Linked DNA regions of Homo sapiens: region 1 is linked to region 2. Evidence: read pairs that join two places in POLR2A ChIA-PET (ENCODE). Cell type or tissue: A673. All regions are shown on one strand. Links, peaks and the distances in the headings refer to the core of each region. The heading gives the core; the rest is flanking DNA.

The links. Peaks named below come from ENCODE experiments on the same cell type or tissue, not always from the same donor. Only the 100,000 strongest peaks of a DNase experiment are listed, where the experiment ranks them.
Region 1: POLR2A ChIA-PET joins it to region 2 with 11 read pairs; 1 of 35 experiments calls an interaction of 5 or more read pairs at or near these places.

The regions. Positions count from the first base shown.
Region 1 is chr9:121,656,732-121,669,038 of GRCh38, forward strand. All of the region lies in intron 1 of DAB2IP (DAB2 interacting protein), which reads left to right. Among named protein-coding and RNA genes, the nearest start is that of DAB2IP, 11 kb to the left of the region's middle. In A673, for the core only: no CTCF peak of the experiment used is centred there; no DNase peak of the experiment used is centred there; H3K27ac peaks cover 950 bases.
Region 2 is chr9:121,253,863-121,266,169 of GRCh38, forward strand. It overlaps a transcript of GSN not described here. Among named protein-coding and RNA genes, the nearest start is that of GSN, 8.1 kb to the right of the region's middle. RefSeq lists an enhancer at 7,445-7,944. In A673, for the core only: no CTCF peak of the experiment used is centred there; a DNase peak (open chromatin) is centred at 7,409; H3K27ac peaks cover 1,584 bases.

The sequences.
Region 1 (12,307 bases), core at 3,876-7,875, 400 kb after region 2:
TTATGCAGTGTTCAGAACAACACTGTGAGATGGATACTGATACTATCCTCATTTCATAGGTGAGGAGACTGTAGCCCAGAGAATGAAAGCTTTGCCCAAAGCCACACAGCTCAGAAATGGTGGAGCCCAGCTCTGCCCACCTCCAGGTCCTGAGATTCACCTTGCGATATCCGTGGGCAGGCAGACCTTTCTAAGGTCAGGCCCTGGCTTTGAGAAGGCCACCTCCCTTCACAGCCAATGACTTCACTGGGTGTTCATGGCAATTGTCTCTCACAGTCTTGGTCAAAGCTTGGGAGGGAGGCAGGGGAGTGGCCCCGTTGGCATCTGGTTGCCTCCTCCACCTGCCTGGGATAGCTCAGGTGGGACCTCCCCGGCCTGCCCCTGCCCCCTGGATCCTGCTGTCATTCATGACCTGCCAACCATGCCCTTTCCCAGGGCATGCGACAGGTCTCAGGGCCTCAGCCATGTTTCTCCACCAAAGCCCTTAGTGCTGAGGGTTCAGAGTCCCCTGGTGTGAGGTCCCTGGAGCCTGGCAGACACCTGAGGCCTAATCCCCAGAGCTCTCTAGGTCCTCGAAGGAGGCCACAGGCCCCAGTGAATCTGCTGGAATGTCAGCCTCTTGCCCTTGCCTTTGTCCTTCCTGACCCACCCTCATCATCTTTAATAATCAGGAAGAGAACAGCTCCCTTTCACCAAGCTGAATGTGTGCCCGGCCCCATGCCAAGAGCTCCCCCTGATTACCTCATGTCTCATCTCAGTTCTCCAATCCTCCTAGCAGGTAGGGGTTATTGTTGTCACTTTCCTTTACCAGGTGGGAAACGGAGCTCTGGGTGTGATATTTCCTCTGCATTTTCCTGTCGGGGTGGTGAAATAACTGGTTTGAACCCAGTCCACTGGACTCGAAAGCTCATGCTCAGAAGCCCCAGGGCTCCCTCTAACTTTCTTGGTTGCTGCAACTCAGAGAGCGCTGGAATGGACCCAGGGCATGCTCCTCATCTCAGCGGTTCAGGTTTTCATTCTTCTATCTCCATCCTTCTATTTAATTCTGTACTTACTAAGACCTGGGGGTACAGGGAGGGGCTTGGAGCCTATTTGCCCAGCTGCTGAATGGGGAGGTTGGAGAGATGGATACTTATGGCTCCAGTACCAGGAGCCAACTGTTTCCCTTGACAACTGGGGAAACTGAGGCCCACAGAGCCAAGGCCACTTGCCCGTGGTTACCTAAAGATGTTAACGAGAAATCCGGGTCTGGAACTCAGATCCCTTTGTATCCTGTTTCGGTGTTGGTGTAGTTTGTTGCTTTCCCTAAGATGAGCCCAGATAGGGAAACTGAAGTGCCTGGGCTCCTGGTTGGGTCTTCTGCGGGGAGAGAATGGCGATTCAACTCCCGTGTACTGTTGAACTTGACACAAACACGCTCACATCCCAGGCTGCATACGTGTTTTGCTTTAGAAATGACATGAAGCCTTTTGACTATTTTTAAGAGAAAGGCAATGGCTGTGATATTTCCCCTGCACCTCCCTCTCGGGGCCACTTGGTTAAATGTCAGGAAAGGGAGAGTATTTCCTGGTCAGGAACATTCAGAGCTTGCTGGGAGCTGAAGTTTTGTTTTCCATTAAGTAGGTATTCGGGGAGTCTATTTCCCTCTGCCTCCTCTGTTTCCCTGGAAGCTTGCGCTTGACAGTTGCAGGGAGGAGGGGTTTGAGAATGAGCAGCCGAGATGCCCACGTATCGCGTGCCCGCTCTAGGAGTGGCGGGGTGGCTATTTTTAGCCATCCCGATTCAGTAGAGGCATTTCAGCGTTTGTTCAATATTTAATTATCCATCTGAAATTGGCCCATGTGGCCTTCAGTTTGGAAGCAGCTCTCTGTGCTGTGATTTCCCAGTTGCATAAATAAGGAAGCAAGGGAATCTCAATAGCCCTCCAAATAATAATAACGAGAAAAAAAAGTAGACTCGATACTCAGCAAAGACAGGCTTGGTTCCTCGGTCTAGACAGACCACCTGTATGTTAGCAGAGAAGCACCACCGAGGACGCCCATCACGCCCTTGGAAATGCGGCGGTGCTCAGTCTCCGAATCTCAGATCCACAACTGCCTGGGTTTTATTGGGGATGGGTTTTCCTCCCTTCGCCAGGTTCCTGTGTTGACTTTGACAGCTGCTGGGTACCTGAGAGGTGGTTTGGGGATTTTGCTTTTGGAAGCCTTGTTAGCTTTTATTTCCCTCTTCTCTTCTCCCTGACAGACAGGAGAGTACTATCGGCATCTGGGCTGTGCTATTTCTTTTTCCTTGGCCTTTGGAGGCGATGTGCCGACATAGTTGTGAAATGAAAAAAGGCAGAGCACAGGGAGGGAGATGTTGGGGCCATGAGGCTCTGCCTTCCTTCCCCAAGCCCCTGGCTGATGAGGGAGAGAGGGGAGAAGAGGAGAGAGTGGGGCCCAAGGGTGCTGGGCAGTCGGAGATGACTCCTTCCTACTGTCCTGCTTGGCATGGAGATTTGTGGACTTTGGGTTCGGAGACTGGAAACCAATAAATTGGTAATCTGGAATAAGCTTGGTTTTTCTATCCATTTACACCTCTATTCTGGGGACACAGAGTTTGGCCTAGGAGCGTGTACAGAGTCCTGACTAGGTCATAAATGCTGTGTGACTGCAGACAAGTCACTGAACATCTCTGGGCTCAGAAGCACATGTAACAGATAGATATGATGCAGCATAGGGTGTCATTATAGGCCAGGAGAATTGTCATTATTAGCTGTTCACCCAAAGTCTGAGGGGTTGCTTGCAAATCAGTTAGGGCTGATCTAGAAAGAAAACGTTTGGGAGGCCGAGGTGGGCGGATCACGAGGTCAGGAGATCGAGACCATCCTGGCTAACACGGTGAAACCCCGTCTCTACTAAAAATACAAAAAAATTAGCCGGGCGTGGTGGCAGGCTCCTGTAGTCCCAGCTACTTGGGAGGCTGAGGCAGGAGAATGGCATGAACCCGGGAGGCTGAGCTTGCAGTGAGCCGAGATCGCGCCACTGCACTCCAGCCTGGGTGACAGAGCGAGATTCCGTCTCAAAAAAAGAAAAAAGAAAAGAAAAAGAAAGAAAACGTGATGCCAGTGGGGACTGGACCCACCTAGGTGGTTTCTCGGCATCCCTACCCTGAGAGGCTGCCACAGGTCTCACTGGTACTTGTTCAGAGCAGCAGAGCTTTAGCGAGCCACCTAGTATGTGTGACCTGGGTGCCAGGGGCTGCCACAGCAGATATAGCCAGCCCCCGCCCTCGGGAGCTCAGAGGCCAAGGGGAAGAGTCTTGGCATAAGGTTAGCAGATGGTGTGACTGGAAAGGTAGGCAGGGCCTTGAGTGGTGAGCAAAGAGGGGAGAACAGCCCCTGGCAGACCACTGGGAATCAAAGGAAGGATTTTGAAAATAACAGGAATGATAACAGTGATCTCCATGTCTTGAGCACTTACACAGCACCAGGGGTTCTTCTAAGTCCTTTACATGCATCCTGCCTTAAATCATCATTCTCCCAGGTGGTGTTATCAGCTCCACTTTCTAGATGAGAAAACTGAGGCTCAGACTGGTTAAGTGACTTGCTGAGCATCACCCAGCTACTGAGTGGCAGAGTCCAGGATGTTTAACCCTCACTATACTTACCAGAGCTGTGATTTAGGAAAAGAACTCTTAACAACCCTCAAGCTAGACTGGTATGGTGCAGGGAGAAGAAAGTGGGAAGAGGGAGCAGGGAGGCCAGTCCGCTTCCTGGGGAATTTTGAAGGAGGCCGGCAGGTGCAGGATGGGGGAAGGCAGAGGGCAGGTGGAGAGGAGCTGGGAAGTTTGGAAGGGCTGACACAGGAGAGAGGATGCCGCCATCTGAGGGCCAGTGCTGGGCTCCTGCCACGATCTCTCCCTGGCCTGCGGTGAAATGAGGACTGTAAGGGCATTGCAGCGAGTTTCCCATAACATCCATTTCACTTCAGTAACCCATTTTGATGCCTCTTTTTTATTCTGAGATGATGGTCTTTGGATTCTTTGGGGTTAGAACATTCCTTTTATGCAATACATAAATGTCTAGTATGCACCATACTAAATGGTGTTCTTTTTTTTAAACATCTATATTTGGCAAGAAAAGAAGTCAGTGGTTCTGTGTGGCCCACCCTCATATTATGCTACTTCATAGTTTTCATTTATAGACATTGAACTAGTTCCTGGAATTCTCACAGGATGGTAGGCTGACACCCACGAAGGAGAAGTCCAGGGGTCGTCCTTACAGCGAGAGGAGTGGGAGCTGGTGGTGGGATAAGGTGGTGGGATAAGGCCCTTGGAAAGGCGTGAAGAAGCGGGAGGATGAGGGTCATTGAGGGCTGGGGTGGGGGATGCCCGGCAGGCTGTGGACATGGCTGATGGGCCTGCCTTGGATGCTGATGCTGCAGGGGTTTTGGCACAAGACTGGGCAAGGGGCTTTTCAGGGAGCAGCTTCAGGAGAAGGCGAGAAAGGTGCTGGAGCCTGCAGGGGATCGATTATTTGGGGGAGAGGAGGTGTGGGGTGCAGAATAGGACAGGATTGGAGAAGTTTGGTGAAAATGGGGGTGCAAGAGAAGCTTGGATTTCCCATTAACTGTCAATACAGTCATGGTTCCACCTGGTATCTAGAAACCTGTTCACAATTGTAGGTTTAGCAGCACACAGGGTGGGGTAAGTGTCTCTCCCCATCAGGAGCAGCCTCTGAACTCTCCTGGGACCCTGAGCTTCAGGGAACCCAGGCTGTGGCCCCCCTCCCCCACTTTGGCAATGCTGTCTGCAGAGGGAAGGGCCGGTTTTACTAGCACAGGGAGTGCTCCGGCTCCTGTGTGTCGGGGAAATTCTGGAAGAGGCTCTCTTCCAGAAGTTATGGAAGGTCCCCGGGAGACAGACCACCAGTTTGGGCCAAACCCCTCCATCTACATGAAACAACAACAACAACAATAATAATGTTTACGGCCAGGCACCATGGTTTATGCCTGTAATCCCAACACTTTGGGAGGCCAAGGCGGGAGGATCACTTGAGGCCAGAAGCTTGAGACCAGCCTGGGCAAATAGTGAGACCCCATCTCTACAGAAAATTTTAAAATTTTTTGTTGTGGTGGCACAGGCCTGTGGTGTTAACTGTTTAAAAGGTTGAGGGTGGAGGATTGCCTGGGCCAAGGACTTCCAGGTTGTGATGACCTATGATCGCACCACTGCACTCCGCCCTGGGCAACAGAGTAAGACCCTGTCTCGAAAAAAAAAAACAAAAAAACCCAACTCCTAAGATTACAAAAAGCAGTAAATATCTATTACAGAACAGAAGAAAATAAAAATCACCTTTAATCCAGCACCCACCAATAAGCTCTGGGATCACTGGGGGGTTATTTCCAGCCCTTCCCCTTCTTTTCTTTAAGTTTTTGAAAATTCTAAAATATTCTAAAGTAGAACAGAAAAGCATAGAAAATAATATTGCAGACACCCACCTCTCAGGTTGAACAAACCTTAACATTGCCATACCTGCCTCTCTTCTCTTTTCTTTCTATCTTTCTTAGAAATAGAAATGATTCAGGTCCAGAAGGAGTCAGGACAGTGTGGTCTACTGGCCAAACCCAGCCCCTCATCTGTTTCTGTATGACTTGTGAGCCAAGAATAGTTTTTACATTTTTAAAGGGTTGGAACAAAAAGTCAGAAGAAGGAGAACATAGGGAGTTATATGAAATTCAAATTTCAATGCCCATAAATAAAGTTTTATTGGAACACAGCCATGTTCATTCATTTGTGTATTGTCTATAGCTGCTTTCACGCTACAATGGCAGAGTTGAATAGCTGAGACAGAGACCATATGGACTTGTAAGCCTGAAATATTTGCTATCTGGCCTTTTATGGAAAGTTTGCTGACGCCCAAGATACAGCTAAAGCCACCTACTCTCTCTCCAGGCATAACTGGCCACCTAAAGGTGGTGGGTATCCTGCCTACATGTGCTTTCTGCTTTTACATAGAAGCCTATGCTTCCAAGTGTGTCGAATTGCATTGTGTGTTTAAAAATGGATATGGTGAAATTGCACATGGCAGAGAGGAGCAAACACATATGGACACCCTGAGACCTCCTTAGTTTCCTGAACTCCAGCAGCACAGAGTAAATGCCAGCTCTCTGCCAGCCCTGGAATGGGCCCTGCAGATGCAGAGAAAAGAATCGTGGGAAGAAAACTCCAGAAGAAAAAATGGGGAAAGTGACACTGCCGACTCAAATTACTAGAAATCCTCAGAAAGTAAAAAAGGAAAAAGAAACTCAGGGTTGAGAGAAGACTTTGGGCCGGTGAATTCATCCTTGGAGTGTTCAGGAAATCCAGAGATTTTTGGAAGGCTGGGAATTCTTTGGAAGTGAGGCGTGTCTGGAGATAAGGAATAGGAAGCATGGGCTGTCAAAAGCAATTGTTAGGGAGCTCAAGTAGAGAAGCAAAAGGAAAACCTGGGGACAAGGTCGACAGATGCTGAAAACCTTGTAGGATTTATACTAGGCTACACCAGACTATTAACGCGGCCAACCAGAGACCAACAAGGGAGCAAACCCTTGCACTGTCCTTGCGGAAGGGCCCTACCCAGCATCCTGGGATGTAACTGGGAAGGATGTGTCTCATTAGCACCTCTGCCCCACCTCTGGAATACCAGCTCCAAGCCAAACACGTCCCCTCTGAGCAGCTGCTGTGCCCTGCCCCCGAGTGCTCTATGTTGAGGATCCTCCGGGCAGGAATGGTGGGCTGGATGCTGAGCCCTCTACAGTTGTCCCCATGTCCCTCTCCCACCAGACTCCACTCCCCAGCAGCAGTGGGCAACCTCCTCTGATTCTGAACCACCTCCTGAGCTTACAGACCATTGGAACTCGATCCCAGTTCCCTTTAGGAGACAGCAGGCTATCATAGTTCCATGGCCTCAGGACACTGTACCTGTACCACCTCCAAACTCAACATCATAAAACCAAAACGTGAAATCAACATCCCTCATCTCTTTCTGCCAGGTAGCTGGGACTGAGCTGGGCCCTGGGGACATAGAGAGAGGCCAAGGGCCAGGCGCGAACTCAGCTTCCTGAGTCACTTGGGAGCACTGTCTTCTCACTCATCTCTGCACAGTGCCATTCCTTTCCCACATTGGGGCAACCCTTAGATTCAGAGATATCCGGGCTTGAATCCTGTTTTCAACGTTTCCTAGCTGTGTGGTCATGGTTTGAACTTCAGTTTCCTCCGATTAAAGGTGGAGCTGATGTTTCTTAATTCAGGAGTCGATTTTAGGATAAAAATACAAATACGTGGCACAGTCATTATCTCTCTTAGATCTGTTTCTCCACATTTCCTGGTGATCCATTTTTATTACATAGAGACAACTAGTTGTTTTTTAGAACTATTTGTTGAAAAACATATCTTTTCCAGCATCAATTTACCTCGGCACTGTTTTTGAAAATCAATTGCCCATGTATGTATGGGTCTATTTCTAGACTCTATTCTGTTCCATTGATCTGTATGTCTATCCTTATGCTAATACTACACTGTTTTGTAAATTAGCTATGTTTCAAGATCAAAGTACTTCTTGAGACCAGGTAATGTAAGTCCCCCAACCTGTTTCTTCTTTCTCAACTTTGTTTGGCTGTCTAGGTCCTTTGGTTTGCCATCTAAATTTAAAATTCATCTTGTCAGTGTCCTCAAAATTTTTATTTTGGATTTTGATTGGGATTACGTTGACTCTATGGATCAGTTTGGGGAGAAATGTCAACTAAGCAATACTGAGTTTTCCAAGCCTTGAATGTAGTATATCTCTTTATTTAGATCCTTAATGTCTCTCAGCAGAGTTTCTGAGTTATTAGTCTCTTATGTGTTAAATTTATTAAGTATATTTTGGTGCTCTTGGCTAATCACTGAAGTGGCTGAGATTTTACTTTACTTGCAGCTAACAAGTTAAACAAGTAGTTTCATGAGTGCTGGCGGAAGACACGAGACCCCTGGGTCAGAGACAAAGGACTCTATGATCCATGGCGTAGCAGATGGAATAAGCTTCAGGTTTATATCAGTTCCCCTTCCCGCTAACTTCCTAGTGCTATTGTAGAACATAAAATCATCTATGCTAGAACATAAAATCATGATCTATTCTAGAACATAAAATGATCTTCTTTGTAGCTTTCCCAAATTATAACCTCATGTCCCCTACAGGATCTTATATACAGTCTGAGTCAACTGTTCTAGAGGCTAAAAATTACACAAAGGACTGAAATTCAGTTTTGCTTTAGTATCAAATCATTAAATTAGAACTTTGGAGATAAGTTAAAATTTGACTTCCAAGTTGTCAAATACAGAAAGGTAAAGAAAGTTTCAAAATGATATGGAAAAGCCAGTATGTACACACTTAAAACCTTATGCCTGTTTATATTTGTTAGAAAAAATAAGCCTGTTATTTCATATAGCCATGTTGTTCTAATTTAATAATATAGATTTCAAATAAACATGGGTTGGACATGGTGGCTCATGCTTGTAATCCCAGCACTTTGGAAGGCCAAGGCTGGAAGGAGGATTGCTGGAGGCCAGGAGTCGGAGACCACCCTGGCCAACATAGTGAGACCCCGTCTCTAATGAAAATAAATAAAGAAAAGAACAAAAGTGCAGAACATTACTAAGGTGGAAATTTGGGGGGAAAATAGTTTACAGTTAATGAATGAAATGAAAAATAAGATGAATTAAATAATACATGTGGATATTTAGGTTTTGATAATCATGGTTCCCTCTGGAGTGCTATAATTAGAATTTATATACCCTAAAGAAGTATTACTGATGTACTTAGTACCTATACTAAAGGTAAAATACACAGAGTGTGGAGTGACTGTATGAAAGGATAACATGTGTACAGATGTGAAAACATCTCCAAGCTATATTATGAAAGAAGCAACCAAGGTATCCTATATTTTTGTGGTTTTCAAGCTCTATCGCATATGTCTTTTGATAAAAGGTGCATTATGGAGAAAGAGCAAAGCTTACCTTATATGGGAATAAGTGTGGTATTTCTAAAAGGAAGCTCTTCTCTTTTATTAAGCCATTTGTAGATTTGAAAGAGGAGAGATGGGAGCCCTTGAAATTCCATAGTCCTGAATCAGACGATGATCTGAACCTGTATCTCTCTATCTTTACTTTAATGTAACTAGAATATGTTGAGCCTGGATCCATGGATGTATTAGTGCCTGTGGCTGCTGTAACAAATTACCACAAACTTGTAACTCAAAGCAACAGAAAGTTATTGTCTTACAGTTCTGGGGGACAGAAGTCTGAAATCATTTTCGCTGGGCTAAAATCAAGGTGTCAGCAGGGCTGTATTCCTTCTTGAGGCTCTGGAGAAGAATCCATTTCCTTGCTTTTGCCAGCTTCTGGAAGTTGCCTGGTTCCTTGTCTCATAGCCCCATGTCACTCCCACCTCTGCTTCCATCATCGCATTGCTTTCTCTGACCTGCCTATCTCCTTCTTGTAAAGACCCTTGTGATTATTTTAGGCCCACCCAGGTAATCCAAGATAATCTCCTCATCTCGACATCCTTAAATTAATCACATCTGCAAAGTCCCTTTTGCCATAGAAGGTGACATATCACAGGTTCTAGGGATTAGGACGCATGGTTCCTTGGGGAACATTATTGTGCGTAGCACAGGTGGGTAAGGTTTAGTAACCTCCAAGCAACACCTCTCCTCCCTGTCCCAGAGAGGCGTGCCTAAAGGCTGAGCTAGAAAAAGTGTGCAGTGGTATGTTCTCAATCATAAGTGAGAGTTGAACAATGAGAACATGTGGACACAGGGAGGGGAAGATCACAGGGAGGGGAAGATCACACGCCGGGGCCTGTCGGCGGGTTGGGGGGCCAGGGGAGGGAGAGCATGAGGACAAATACCTAATGCATGTGGGGCTTAAAACCTAGACGACAGGTTGATGGGTGCAGCAAACCACCATGTCACATGTATACCTATGTAACAAACCTGCACGTTCTGCACATGTATCCCAGAACTAAAAGTAAAATTAAAAAGAAAAAGTGTGCAGTGGGAGCCAGGAGAGCTGCCAATTTATCAATGCATTATTTTAGCAAACTCTTTATTTGGCTTCATCCCCTATCCCCAGCCCCAACACACACACACACACACACACACACACACACACACACACACACACACAACACTCTTAAATAGACGTACACAGAGGCATAAGCTGGACAGCTCTTCGTCTGGAAAGTTCTAACAATCTGAAGATTCCATGACTTGTTGCATGGTGTGTTTTGTTTGTTTTCGAGACAGAGTCTTGCTCTGTCACCCAGGCTGGAGTGCAGTGGTGCCATCTTGGCTCACTGCAACCTCTGCCTCCCGGGTTCAAGCAATTTTCCTGCCTCAGCCTCCTGAGTAGCTGGGATTACAGGTGTGCACCACCACGCCTGACTAACTTTTTGTCTTTTTAGTAGAGACCAGGTTTTGCCATGTTGGCCAGGCTGGTCTCGAACCCCTGACCTCAAATGATCCACCCACCTTGGCCTCCCAAAGTGCTGGGGAAAAGCACTTTGGGGTAAATTACAGGCGTGAGCCACCACGCCTGGCCTGCATGGTGTTTTTTACCTTTGGCTTCCTGCTCAGTTCACCTGGCCCCTCCCTCGGGGAGCACTAGCCAGTTCACTTTCCACGTGGGAGCTATGTTTCCCCACCCACAGGTATGTTCCTGATTCCTGATCTTTGGACTTCTCTGATCCACTTTTTCTTTCTTTCTTTTTCTTTTTTTTAGACAGAGTTTCACTCTTGTTGCCCAGGCTGGAGAGCAGTGGCGGGATCTCAGCTCACTGCAACCTCTGCCTGCCAGGTTCAAATGATTCTCCTGCCTCAGCCTCCTGAGTAGTTGGGATTACAGTTGTGCGTCACCACACCCAGCTAATTTTTCATCTTTTTTTTTTTAATACAGATGGAGTTTTGCCATGTTGGCCAGGCTGGTCTTGAACTCCTGACCTCAAGTGATCTGCCCACCTCGGCCTCCCAAAGTGTTGGGATTACAGGCGTGAGCCACCACGCCCAGCCAGATCCACTTTTTCTAACTGGCCATTTGTATTAGTCTGTTTTCACGCTGCTGATAAAGACATACCCAAGACTGGGAAGAAAAAGAGGTGTAATTGGATTTACGGTTCCATGTGGCTGGGGAGGACTCAGAATCATGGCGGGAGGTGAAAGGCACTTCTTACATGGTGGTGGAAAGAGAAAATGAGAGAGATGCAAAACCAGAAACCCCTGATAAACCCATCAGACCTCATGAGACTTATTCACTACCACCAGAACGCTATGGGGAAACCGCCCCCATGATCTAAATTATCTCCCACCGGGTTCCTCCCACAACATGTGCGAATTATGGGAGTACAATTCAAGATGACATTTGAGTGGGAACACAGAGCCAAACCATATCACCATTTGAGCTGTTGTTGATTTTTTTTTTTTTTTGAGATGGAGTCTTGCTTTGTCGCTAGGCTGTAGTGCAGTGGCACGATCTCCACTCACTGCAACCTCTGCCTCCCGGGTTCAAGTGGCACGATCTCCACTCACTGCAACCTCTGCCTCCCGGGTTCAAGTGATTCTCCTGCCTCAGCCTCCCAAGTGGCTAGGATGACACGCATGCATTACCACACCTGGCTAAATTTTTAACTTTTCTTAGAGATGGTGGTCTCGCTGTGTTACCCAGGCTGGTCTTGAACTCCTGGCCTCAAGCAGCCTTCCTGCCTCGGCCTCCCAAAGTGCTGGGATTACAGGTGTGAGCCACTGCACCCAGGCTGTTGTGGATTTTAATTTGTTTTGTTTTGTTTTCTGATTTTGTATTTTCTCTTCCTTCTATTCTTTTCTCTTCAGATGTATTCATCGAGTACAATTTGTGCTGAGTCATATCACCTATTTATATTTTAATTTTACTATTAGTTTTGGGAAGTCTTAATTATTTTTCATTCAGGAAATTGTACAGTCATCTGTTTCCATTCATAGCCCGTCCCCTTCTCCAAAGAGAACGTCTGATAACAAGTTTTTGGCTACTGTGTAATATGATATTTTTCTATGTAAGTGCATGCACATGTAAACAAAGTAAAACATCATATTAATCACATAGACAGCAAGTGTATTTCAGCTTAAAGGGTCCATAGTAAGCCTTACTTTTTTTTTTTTTTTTTTTTTTTTTGGAGACAGAGCCTTGCTTTGTCACCCAGGCTGGAGTTCAGTGGTGGGATCTTGGCTCACTGCAACCTCCACCTCCCAGGTTCAAGCAATTCTCGTGCGTCAGCCTC
Region 2 (12,307 bases), core at 5,192-9,191:
CCTCTTCCTTTTTGGTAAACTACCCTACATCAGCTCCCAGGCTGGCAGGGCTCTTGGGGTGACCCTCCCTTCACTTTCTTCTTCTCCTTTCCTCTGGTCTCCTACTCTTTTGAGAAAATTCTTCTTTCTCCTTTTTTGGCTTCCTCAATAGTACTTCCTTCTTTCTCTCTACCAGTTCCTCTGTTCTCTCGTTCTTTAGCAGAAGACTTGATGACCTATTTAATCTAGAGTCTGGATCATCAGCAATTAAAACAAGCCAAAAAAGAAAAAAGATCATTTCCTTTTCCTTAAGCGGTCAGGAGCGCTCAGCCTTCAAACTGCATAATACAGTTGGGGCAAAAATTGTGGCAGGTAGGCAAAGAAAGGGAAGCAACTACAAAACAGCTCAGCTTTGATCCTAACACAGTTTTAGCCTCCACAGCCTGCTACATGCGTAATAGCAAGACTTGGCTTCCCGTGAAACAAGATCACCTGCTCTAAATGCCTTAGGCTTTATACCATTTACAGAGTCTCTCAGTCCTGGGTTTCATTCTTATTTAAATGTAAGTTCTTTCTCTTCCCTTTTCTCTCTCCCAAGTTCCTGCTCCCTCAGACTCCTGTCTCCGGGGTCCACCACACAGGAGGAAAGAATTATTTAAAAGCAGAGCCTCTTTACCTAAAGAGGTCATACTTCTCTTTAGGATGATTTTAACCTTTCTTCTCCAGACCAGGCTCTGGTCTTTGGCTTTGCACAACCAAAAGACCTTTAGAAAGATTTTTCTCTCCTCTGAAAGAGCAATTTTCTCCCAAAGATGAATTCTTCTGCTAGCCCTTTTAGCAATGAGCACACGTAGCAATATGTTTGTGTCTCCACCACGTTTTATTTCTAATGTTATTATTATTATTTTGAATAGCTAATACATATATCTAGTTTAAAATTCAAAAGCAACAAAAGGATATACACAGAAAAATCTCCTTTTGCCCTGCCTGCCAGCTACCTAGTATTCTCCCCAGGGGTGACCAGTGTTACCAGTTTCTTATATACCCTTACAAAAGTATTTTACGTAAGTACAAGCAAATACATATATCTTCATTTTATTTATTTATTTGTTTGTTTATTTATTTTGAGACAGAGTCTCTCTCTGTCGCCCAGGCTGGAGTCAGTGGCGTGATCTCGGCTCACTGCAAGCTCTGCCCCCTGGGTTCACACCATTCTCCTCCCTCAGCCTCCCGAGTAGCTGGGACTACAGGCGCCCGCCACCACGCCCGGCTAATTTTTTGTATTTTTAGTAGAGACAGGGTTTCACCGTATTAGCCAGGATGGTCTCCATCTCCTCACCTTGTGATCTGCCCACCTCGGCCTCCCAAAGTGCTGGTAGTACAGGTGTGAACCACCGCACCCGGCCATTTATTTATTTTTGAGACAGGGTCTCGCTATGTCACCCAGTCTAGAGTGCAGTGGCACAACAGTCACTGCATCCTCAACTTCCTGGGCTCAAGTGATCCTTCCACCTAGTCCCTGGGTATCTGGGAGTAGGCGTGCGCCACGATGCCTGGCTAATTTTTGTATTTTTTATAGAGACGGGATATTACTGTGTTTCCCAGGCTGGTCTCAAATTCCTGGCCTCAAGTGGTCCTCCCACCTCAGTCTCCCAAAGTGCTGAGATTATGGGCATAAGCCACCATGCCTAGCTCATGTATCTATTCTTTCCCCTCTTTATTTTTAACACATATGCTGATATTCCATACACATAAAAATATAGATATAGCTTGAGAATGCCCCCATTTTACTACATAAGGATTTCCACTTTCTTTGTTTATAATGGAATGGCATTCTACTGTATGCATGTATTATGATTTATTTAAATAAATTTATTTAAATAATCTTCTTTTGGTGAACCTTTAGGTGATTTCCATTATTTTGCTATTGCAAGCAATGATTAATAACTTGTAAATATGCCATTTTGCCCATTTGAGTACATCTGTAGGAAAAATTCCTGGGGGTGGAACTGCTGGATCATAGAGAATAGCGGTTCCAATTGTCCTTTTTCATCTTGCATCAATTTACACTCTAACTAGACATCAAGAAATTCTGTTTTCCCACACAGTGCTTTACATGATTTCCAGAAAAATCCTTCTGGGGTCATGAGGGAATTGTTTGGAGGGAGAGGACTTAGAGATACCTATGAGAGAGATGGTGAGTTCTCGGTAAAGTGGGGCTGGGGGAGATCTACTCTCTTCGGGGGTCAAATGAGCCTTTTTAGAGGAAGATATTTTGAATTGGGTCTTAAGAAATCAAGAGCTCACCAAGTAAGAGCGGGAGGGGAAGGCTATGTGCCTGTGCTGGCTTTTCTTGGGAGTTTAATCTGTTTAATCTGAAGAGATTTTCTTTTTTTGAGAAGAAAAACATTGTATGCCTGAGGATATACCTTGCAGAAATTACCTATAGGAGTAAGGAGCCAAAAGAAAACGTGATGTATATATGCACTTGAATATTATTTAGCCATTAAAAAGAATGAAATTTTGTCATTTGCAGCAACATGGGTGGAACTGAAAGTCATTATGTTAAGTGAAATAAGCCAGGCACAGAAAGACAAATACTGCATGTTCCCACTCATCTGTGAGAGTGAAAACCATGGGTCTCGAGGATGTAGAAAGTAGAATTGTGGCTGGGGAGGGTAAGGAGGAAGAGAGGATGAAGAGAAGTTGGCTGAAGGCTACAAAAATGCAGTCAGATAAAATAAATAAGTTCTAGGCTGGGCTCGGTGGCTTATGCCTGTAATCCCAGCACTTTGGGAGGCTGAGGCAGGTGGATCACCTGAGGTCAGGAGTTCGAGACCAGTCTGGCCAACGTGGTGAAACCCCATCTCTACTAAAAATACAACAACAAAAAAAAAATTAGCTGGCCGTGGTGGCGGAAATCTGTAGTCCCAGCTACTCAGGAGGCTGAGACAGGAGAATCGCTTGAACCCAGAAGGTAGAGGCTGCAGTGAGCCAAGATCGTGCCACTGCACTCCAGCCTGGGCAAAACAGAATGAGACTCCATCTCAAAAAAAGAAAAAGAAAAAAAGGAATAAGTTCTAGAATTTGATAGTACAGTAAATTATAATTAACAATAATTTATTGTATATTTCAAAATAGCTAGAACAGAAGATTTGTAATGTTCCCAACACAAAAAAGAGAAATGTTTGAGGCAATAGAGATCCAAATTACCCTGATTCAATCATTACACATTGTATATGCATGTGTCAAAATATCATTTGTACCCCAAAATATGTACAACTATTATTTATCAATTAAAAAAAAGAGTAAGAAACAGGAAATCATTTGATAAAGGTCAAGTAATCATTATATATATACTCTACGGAAAAGAAAAGTATGATAATTAATAGTAACTATAATAATAGTAGCTATAATTTATTAAGACCTACCATGTGTCAGGCATTAGGTTAAATATTACACATACATTTTAAAAAGCCCATTTAATCCACATACCAATTCTCTGCATAAGGCACTATAATTTCCAGTTTGCAAATGAGAAAATCGGGAATCAAAGATGATAAGTAACTTCCCAAAGTTAACCTAATAAGGAATTTTCAGAGCCAGGCTTCCACGAAGGTATGTGACCCCTGAAACCTGTACTCTTACTTGCTAGAATAACCCCTTCCATTAGCTCATTGAACTCTCAAGAATTCTAGGGGAGGTTCCCTGGAGATGAAGTGATTACAGGTGAGAAAACTGAGGCTCACCCAGATGTGGTGGCTCCCGTCTGTAATCCCAGCACTTTGAGAGGCCAAGGCAGGCAGATCACTTGAGGTCAGGAGTTCGAGACCAGCCTGGCCAACATGGCGAAACCCCATCTCTACTAAAGATAGAAAAATTAGGTGGGTGTGTTGGTGTGCACCTGTAATCTCAGCTACTCAGGAGGCTGAGGCAGGAGAATCACTTGAACCTGGGATGTGGAAGTTGCAGTGAGCCAAGATTGCGTCACTGCACTCCAGCCTGGGTAACAGAGTGAGACCCTGTCTCAAAACAAAACAAAAAAATGAAACAAAACAAAAAGCCAGAGGCTCAGGAGGTTAAATGACTTGTTCAGAAAAAGTATAAAGAACATATGGCAACATGGAAAAATGTTTGCTTAATAATGTAAGGAGGAAAAAATGATAGTCTATAATTGCTTAAATGTGATGATCACAACTGTGTAAAAATAGAAACATCTGTGGGTGTGCTGACTACCCATCCGGAGTATTCTAGGGCAGTCCTCGGTTTACAGTGTCAGACTGTTGTCAGTCCTATATCTGGTGCTATGCTCTGATTTCAGGGAACTTGGGGAAATATGGCTACTTTACTTAAAGATAAGGACTGTATTGAATGAGAGGCTGAGGCAGGCGGATTACTTGAGGCCACGAGTTCAAGGCCAAGGCCATCCTGGCCAACGTGGTGAAACCCTGTCTCTACTAAAAATACAAATATTAGCTGGGCGTGGTGGTGTGTGCCTGTAATCTCAGCTACTCAGGAGGCTGAGGCATGAGAATTGCTTGAACCCAGGAGGAGGAGGTTGCAGTGAGCCGGGATTGCACCACTGCACTCCAGCCTGGGCGACAGAGTGAGACTCCTTATCAGAAAAAAAAAAAAAACTATATTGAAGATATTTAAGTAGTTACTGATTTTTTTTTAAATATGAAACTTGGAAAGACTAAGGGGTGATATCTGATACAAATCTAGAAGATTGCAGAAGCAGACATTTTGAGAAGGTATCTTAGCCTTACTAATTAACGTAAATTGATATCAACATCTTGCCTACTCGTTAAAAGGCTACTCCAGTTATTGGATTTCTGTGGTGATTGTTTTTTAAAGGTTAGCCTTGACCAATTCTATTACAAGTTTTTTTTTTTTCCCAGCAGCATAAGTGAGCAGAATCAAGAGAAGAGACTGATATTTATTTCAAATAGTAAAAGTAAAAAATATCAATTAGTTTCTTCAGAAAGGTTACTTGGAATTTCTTTATTTGATCATCTGTTCATCCTGCCTTCATGTTAGTTCATCTCTTTATTCATTTCATTCATCCATTCATTCATTCAACATTTACTAGTCTCCTAATGTATACCAAGTTCTGTGTTGGGCACTGGGAGCACAATAGTGAACAAGACTTGGTCCCTGCCCATGAGGGATTCACTGATAGAGCTAGAAACATAAACAGGTAAGTATACCACAGTGTGATAAGTGTCAGTGCAATTCATTCAATTCAGTGTGTATTGAGGGTCTGATCTGTCCAGGGTGCTGTGCTGGGCATTTTCACAGGAAGCAGAGATTGAGATATCTGGCCCTGCCCTCAGGGAGCTCGAAGTCTAGTGTGGGAGATGGTAAACAACCCAGTAATGAAATCATTACAAATAACCATCACTTACAAGGGAATTAAGCAGAGTTCTGGAGTGGAGAATAACGAGACAGGGGAGCCTATTTCAGCAGAATGGTCCAGAAAGTACTATGATGGAGGCATGTGCAAGGAACTGTGAAACCACGGAGGGGCTGCTAATGTAATACACCCTGGAGGAGACAGGGAAGGCTTTGCAAGGAGGGTCCTCTAAAACTGAGCCTGAAAAAATAAAGGAGAGTTAAACAGGGGGAAAGTATTAGGACACGCAGTCCCAAGAAAGAGAGCTGGGGTGCCAAGGTTTGAAGGTTTTGGGGTGATACAAAGCATGACCTGACAGGAACCAGCAGGATTCTGTGGCATAGGGGCATGGGGTTCAGGTGGGAAGGGGATGAGATGAGGCTGGAGGGTTAAAGCAAGGCCAGATCATGTGTGGCCACCAACGCCAGGCTAAAGAAGCTCAGAGCTTGTCTGGATTAGTGATAAAAAGTAGAGCTTAAGAGCCGTGACTGTTGGCACCGGGGATTCCCAGAGCCTTTCGTGGGTCTCATGAAGCCAGACTGCATCTGCTGTATTAATATTTTATGCCATGATCAAGTAGTATACTTTAAAAGAGAGATCACAGCTTGCTGCTGAAGATTTAACTGCTTTTCTTCTTCAGCTCTAGGGAAAAACAGGCTTGAAAGTCTTTCTGGGGTACTTCACCTTAAACTGTTTAAAGGCTCCTCCCCCATCCCTACAGGGGGACATGTAGGGCATCTGGAGACAAGAAAGAGGGACAGGTATACAAACAAATTTGATATAAGATTTCTAGCCAGCTAAGACTTTGGAGAATGGCTGTGTGAGAAGCTGAGCGTGAGTCTGGACTAAGCACAGAGGAAGCTGGACAGCTCCCTGAGACCCCAAGGGGGCTCACCTAGAGACCTGGATCTGCAGGGTCATCTGGCTGAGGTCAAGGTCAAAGCAGCAAGACTGCGCCAGGGAGAAAGCAAAACTCTAGACTGCCTGCTTGGTGTGGCAGGATGAACCCCTTCTCGCTGGGACTGCCTCAGCCTCAGAATTTGGGGAGCATTCAGGAGGAGAGGAAATCTCCATCGGGGAAACGTGCTTCTTGCTCATTAGGTATTGATTTCTCAAGTTGGTGGTTTTGGTTTGAGAAAAAATTAAGTGAAGTGATTGCATTTGCACTGTGCATTTTTGAAGACATTCTTATAAATTCCAGATGTAAAGTAAGACAACCTAGAGTGACTTGACCTAAGAGCTAACGTTTTGAAAGGCAATTGAATGGATCTTATGAGACAAATGCTCTCTGGTTCTCCCTGGGACAGGAAACCTGTGCTGGGGCTAGTGCAGCACAACCAGGGGCTGGAAAAGCTCCTGGTTTTATGAGCCAGGTATAATCTCTCTTGGAGTTACTTTGTTCTATTGTCCCAGTTTGCCGATGACACAATGGAGACTCAGAGGAGTGGATGACTTGCCCAGGGTCATTTGCAAGGTAGAGGAGACACGGGGTGGAACTCGGATGTTCTACTTCCCTGGGCAAAGCTATTAGAACTTCACAGCAAAGTCTGCTACTGCTGACAACAGTGATGAGAGAGGAGAAAAACCAGGAAAAAGAAACAGAAGTGCAAAAGAACAGGGAGAAGGGAATGTAAGAAGGAGAAAGTGGAAGGGGAGGAGGAGAAAGGAGGGAGATCAACTTTGGACTGAAACTTTAATCCAATCATCAGTTTTTTTGTTTGTTTGTCTGTTTGTTTGTTTTAAGTTTCTCTAAATTCCTAAGAAGGTAATGCATTGCTGGCCCGATTGTGTTTCAACTCCAAGAAACAGCACAACATTTGAAAAGCCCATTGTTCGGTGTTGTGATAATATAACTCTCTGTAAATGGTGCAGTCCACTGTACAAAGTACTGCCCCCTCCCATCCCACTGGTGGCCTGCGGGGACAGCTGAATGCCTTCTGGTCCGCTGAGCCCAGAAGAGTGGGGCTGGGCTTTCAGAAACAGCTGGGCTGATTCATCTAGAACAAAAGCCAGCTCTTCCTGCTAAATCCCTGGCAGGCATGGGCTGTTAGGGCTGTGGGCCCCTGTGCCCCTCCACAGGAAACGTCTTGATTTTGCTCCAACAGTGTCAGTCTCCTGTGTGAGCCTGCGACAGCTTCCTCCTGCCCAGTGCCTTCATTCAGCCTGGCATGCTCCCAGCCCCACATGAAAGGCAGTGGCTTTGGAGCAAAACCTGGGTTCCAGTCCCAGCTCTGCCATTCCCTAGTTGTGAAATGTAAATAAGAGATTTCACCTTGCTGTGCCTCAGTTTCTCGATCTATGAACTGGGAGTGAGAGTAGTTCCAATCTGAGAAATTTTCGTCAGCTTTGGAGGAGATAATGCCCAGAGCAGGCATCCATGAATATGGTTTCCTCCCGTTTTTTATAAGACCCATCCATCTTGCCATATGGCTTGGTCTCCCGTAACTCAGTGGATGTACCCTGTATCCCTGACACACTGGCTCAAGCTCATTCACCTTAAACACCTCCACGCCCGTACCTAGGGGGTTCCCATGATGACACCAGCCACTGTTGACAGAGCCCTTTATATGCCTGAGGCCTTGACACAGAGAATTCATTTAATTTCCCCATAATTCTTTGAGTGGATATTATCATCAGAGGAAGAAACCAAGGCTCAGAGAGGTTGAGTAACTCAGGGTGTCCTGTCCTTCAAGGCCTCTGAGTACAAAAATAGCACCATCTCCAAGATTTTTTTGGTGTGGGTGTGTTTAAGGGATTTTATGAATTACTTTTTGTTTCTAAAGCACAGCAGTTCACAATCTTTCTGAGAGTAGTTCCACATTTCTTGAACAGCTCCAAATACCTTCCATACAAAGAAACAACGAGCTGTAGTCAACCATTATATGAAGTGTACAGAGAGGGGCCTAACATCAGATCCTAACGTTGTCGAGATGAAATTAAATAATTCTTGATCCTGAGAAGGGAGCATGGAAAAGACCTTACCTTTCCCTTGGCCTTCTTTCACTCTGGCTATAGAAAGAATCTGGGCTTTGGAGACAGACCTGGATTCAAATCCCAGCTCTACCACTCACCTAGCTGTGGAAGCTTAAGCAGATTACTTATCCTTTTTGAGCCTATTTATTTTATTTGTAAAATTGGAGACAAGAATACCTAACTTAGAGGGCAATTGTCAAGCTTAATTGAAATAATAAAGTGACCGGCATAGAGTAAGCACTCAGAATGTGGCAGTTATAATTATGCTTTTAGTTATTATTATGCATGCCACTGTCATAGGGCCAGCTCTGTTAAGCTGTGGAGGAAGAACCTCCAGGCAGTTTTGCTCTTTCCTGAAAAATCTAACCTGGGAGGCTGGCTAGCTGGGAAATCCTCTGCTGTGTAACAGTGAAGTCACTGATGCTTATGCTGTTTAGCATCTTACTGGCATTTATTGGGCATAATTACAGAATCATAGCTGCTAGGAATCCAAGTCTTAGGGCTGAGCTGGCAGTGCTTATATGGAACACAAAGTTTTAAGTTCTCATTAAAATAGTGGGACAAACACATTCCTGCCTGGGGCATTCAGAACATGTCTAGAATAATGGCTCTTGAAATTCAAAGAGCAACCCTCTCTTGAGTCCTCCCGTAGTGTCCCCAATCACTCTATCTGACCAAACCCATCTGTGGTCACTTTCCTCATTCACCAATTCATTAATCCAATAAAAACGTGCTAAACATCTGCTCTGTGCCAAGCACTATTTGACACTGGGATGATGTCGGAAAACCAAGCAAACACATTTTCTCCTTCCACTGAGCTGCCAGTCTAATGAGATATACACATAAATGGACAATCTGAATGCAGTGAGTCGAATGGGGGAAGCCCAGGTTTTGAGCAGTGGTGTGCTGGTAAATGTTAAACGAAAGGCTCTTGGTGGAGGGAGAAGGAAAACCCTGATTTATAGCCTTTCCTGATCTCCATGGTGTAAATATTCCCACCGTGGGGACTGGGCTACCAGCATGATGTCACTGAGTGTGGAGTTGCGAGTAGAAATGCAATTGCACACAATTATACAGTATTTCTACCATATAGATAAATGGTGAAAATAAGAGCACAGATAATAGTGAAATATAGTAAAATAATTATGAAGTACTAAGTTTTGAGAATTTATTACCTCTATTTATGTATTAGTCATTTTCACACTGCTATAAAGACATACCTGAGACTGGGTAATTTATGAAGGAAAGAGGTTTAATTGACTCACAGTCCTACATGGCTGGGAGGCCTCAGGAAACTTACAATCATGGTGGAAAGGGAAGCAGGCAAGTCTTACGTGGTGGCAGGAGAGAGAGTGTGTGAAGGAGGAACTGCCAAACACTCCTAAAAGAATCAGGTCTCGGCTGGGCAAGATGGCTCACGCCTGTAATCCCAGCACTTTGGTAGGCTGAGGCAGGTGGATCACCTGAGGTCGGGAGTTCGAGACCAGCCTGACCAATATGGAGAAACCCCGTCTCTACTAAAAATACAAAATTAGCCGGGCGTTGTTGCGGGTGCCTGTAATCCCAGCTACTAGGAGGCTGAAGCAGCAGAATCGCTTGAACCTGGGAGGTGGAGGTTGCGGTGAACCGAGATTGCGCCATTGCACTCCAGCCTAGGAACGAGAGGGAAACTCCATCTCAAAAAAAAAAAAAAAAAAAAATCAGGTCTCATGAGAACTCACCATCATGAGAACGGCATGGGGGAAACTGCCCCCATGATCCAATCACCTCCCTTCCACCAGATTCCTTCCTTGACACATGGGGATTATGGGGATTACAATTCGAGATGAGATTTGGGTGGGAACACAGAGCCAGACCATATCAATTTATAATTTACTTAATTATAAGTTTATATAGATTGTTATTGAAGGCTGTGCTTAATACAGCCTTAATACAGCTGGGTGTAAGAATGCATGGAAATTTGGCCAGGTGTGATGGCTTACTCCTATAATCCCAGCACTTTCAAAGGCTGAGGTGGGAGGATCTCTTGAGCCCAAAAGTTTAAGACCAGTCTGGTAACATAGAGAGACTTCATCTCTACAAATAACATAAAAATTAGCCAGGCCTGGTGGGATGTACCTGTGGTCCCACCTACTTGGGAGGCTAAGGCAGGAGGATTGCTTGAGCCCAGAGGTCAAGGCTGCAGGAAGCCATGTTTGTGCCACTGACTCCAGCCTGGGTGACAGTGAAATCTTGTCTCAAAAAAATCCACAAAAATTCATGGAAATTGAGCAATCAGTTCGTAAGAAAACAACACTAAACACACTAAATCAGTTCTTAAGAACACAACACTAGCACAACACTAAAGGGGACCGAGGCTGGAGAAAATAACAGTCTCCTTTCCTTCTTCCAGCTCTGTCTTTCTCTGACCTCCACACCTTTGCTTATTCTGTGCTCTTAGCAGAAGATGCTGTTCCCTTCCTCACCTCCACTCTTATTCTTTCCATCCTTTCAAGGCTGACTGAATCCAAGCCGTTGTCTCTGCTTGGCTTCCCCTCCCCTTTTCTCTGGGAAGTGCACCCCCTCCACCCACAGGTTACAGTGGGAGCAGCCAGGTTTGTGCAGTAGGACCCTGTCACTCGGGCCAGAGTTAATTAGATAAAGGGTAGGCATCTGATCCAACTTAGAATGTGGACTACAAACAAAGATTCCAGCTTGCTGCTGGTAAAAGCCATTTTCTGGAAAGCAGAAATGCTTGTGTGATGTGAGCAGACAGGCAGAGATGAAAGATGGGGGAGAGAGTACTTTCTGGGTTCCCTTTAGTACTCAGGTCCTGCTTGTGGTCTGATCCTGAGGCCCAGCTGCACCCCTGCCCTAGTGTTCCATGGGATATTTCAGGATCTCCTGAGAGTGCTCTCTCAAGTAATCCCTTGTATGAAATCCCTGTCTCATCCTCTGCTTCTAGGGACAAACTACAAGGCATTCGATGCTCAACAAATACTTGTGCTGATAACTTCTCTTTCTGAAGCCAGCTCCAGGAGAGGTCTGTAATCAGAAGAGCCCCTGAACCCTGAAGCCTCCTGGGCTGCCCAGCCCAGGCATCTCCTCTGTGAGTTTTGCGACACCCTTCTAGTCATTTAACGAGCCTCATTGGCTTTCTCTGTGAATACGATGGAAGATGGCCACCTCAAAATGGCAGCCTTGGCCTTCAGAGATCATTGGTCCTCACAGACCCAGTTAATTAACCATGATTGTCATGTCTCAACTTCCAGCTCCAAATTCTAATAGTCCAGCTTTTTTCTGCCGTCCACTCCTCATGCTGTCAACTGTGTTGTGGGGGAAGGTTACAGTACAAACCTGGGTGCAAGTGAGGGCCATCCCCTTGGGTGGGAAGAGGCGTTCTCAGAGGAGAGAGCAGGTACCCCCAGATTGTCTAATGCCTGGCCTGTGTGTGGCCTTCATTTCTCCCCAGCCTCACTCTGGGAAGGAGGTGGTCTTCTGGCAAAAGAAGATATCAAAGTTCTTCCATCAGAGGAGATCCTTATCAGCAAGACATTCACTCTGAGGTGAGGATCCAGGACAAACAGGCCTTACCTTACCTAGATCCAATGGGGGGAGAAGTACAAAGAGGTATCTAGAAAGGAATGAAGACAGGATACCAAGAAGACTTCTAGGCATCCATGAAAGGCAGACTTGATATATCCTGCCAGCTATAAAATACACATGTTGAGTCATAAAGCAAAGCACCAGGAGATTTCTAGAAGTGTTCCTAGAGGAGCACTCCCATGTAAGTATTGGTTATCATCATCACAATCATCATCAATCAATCATCATCATCATTATCTTCATTATCATTTCTAATGATTCCTGGTGATACCCTGTTCCCATGTTCCTCTCCAGCCACCAAATGGAGCAATTACAGGGTTATGGGTAGGCATCTGACCCAGCTTAGAATATGGAACCTTAGATCTAGCTTAGAAT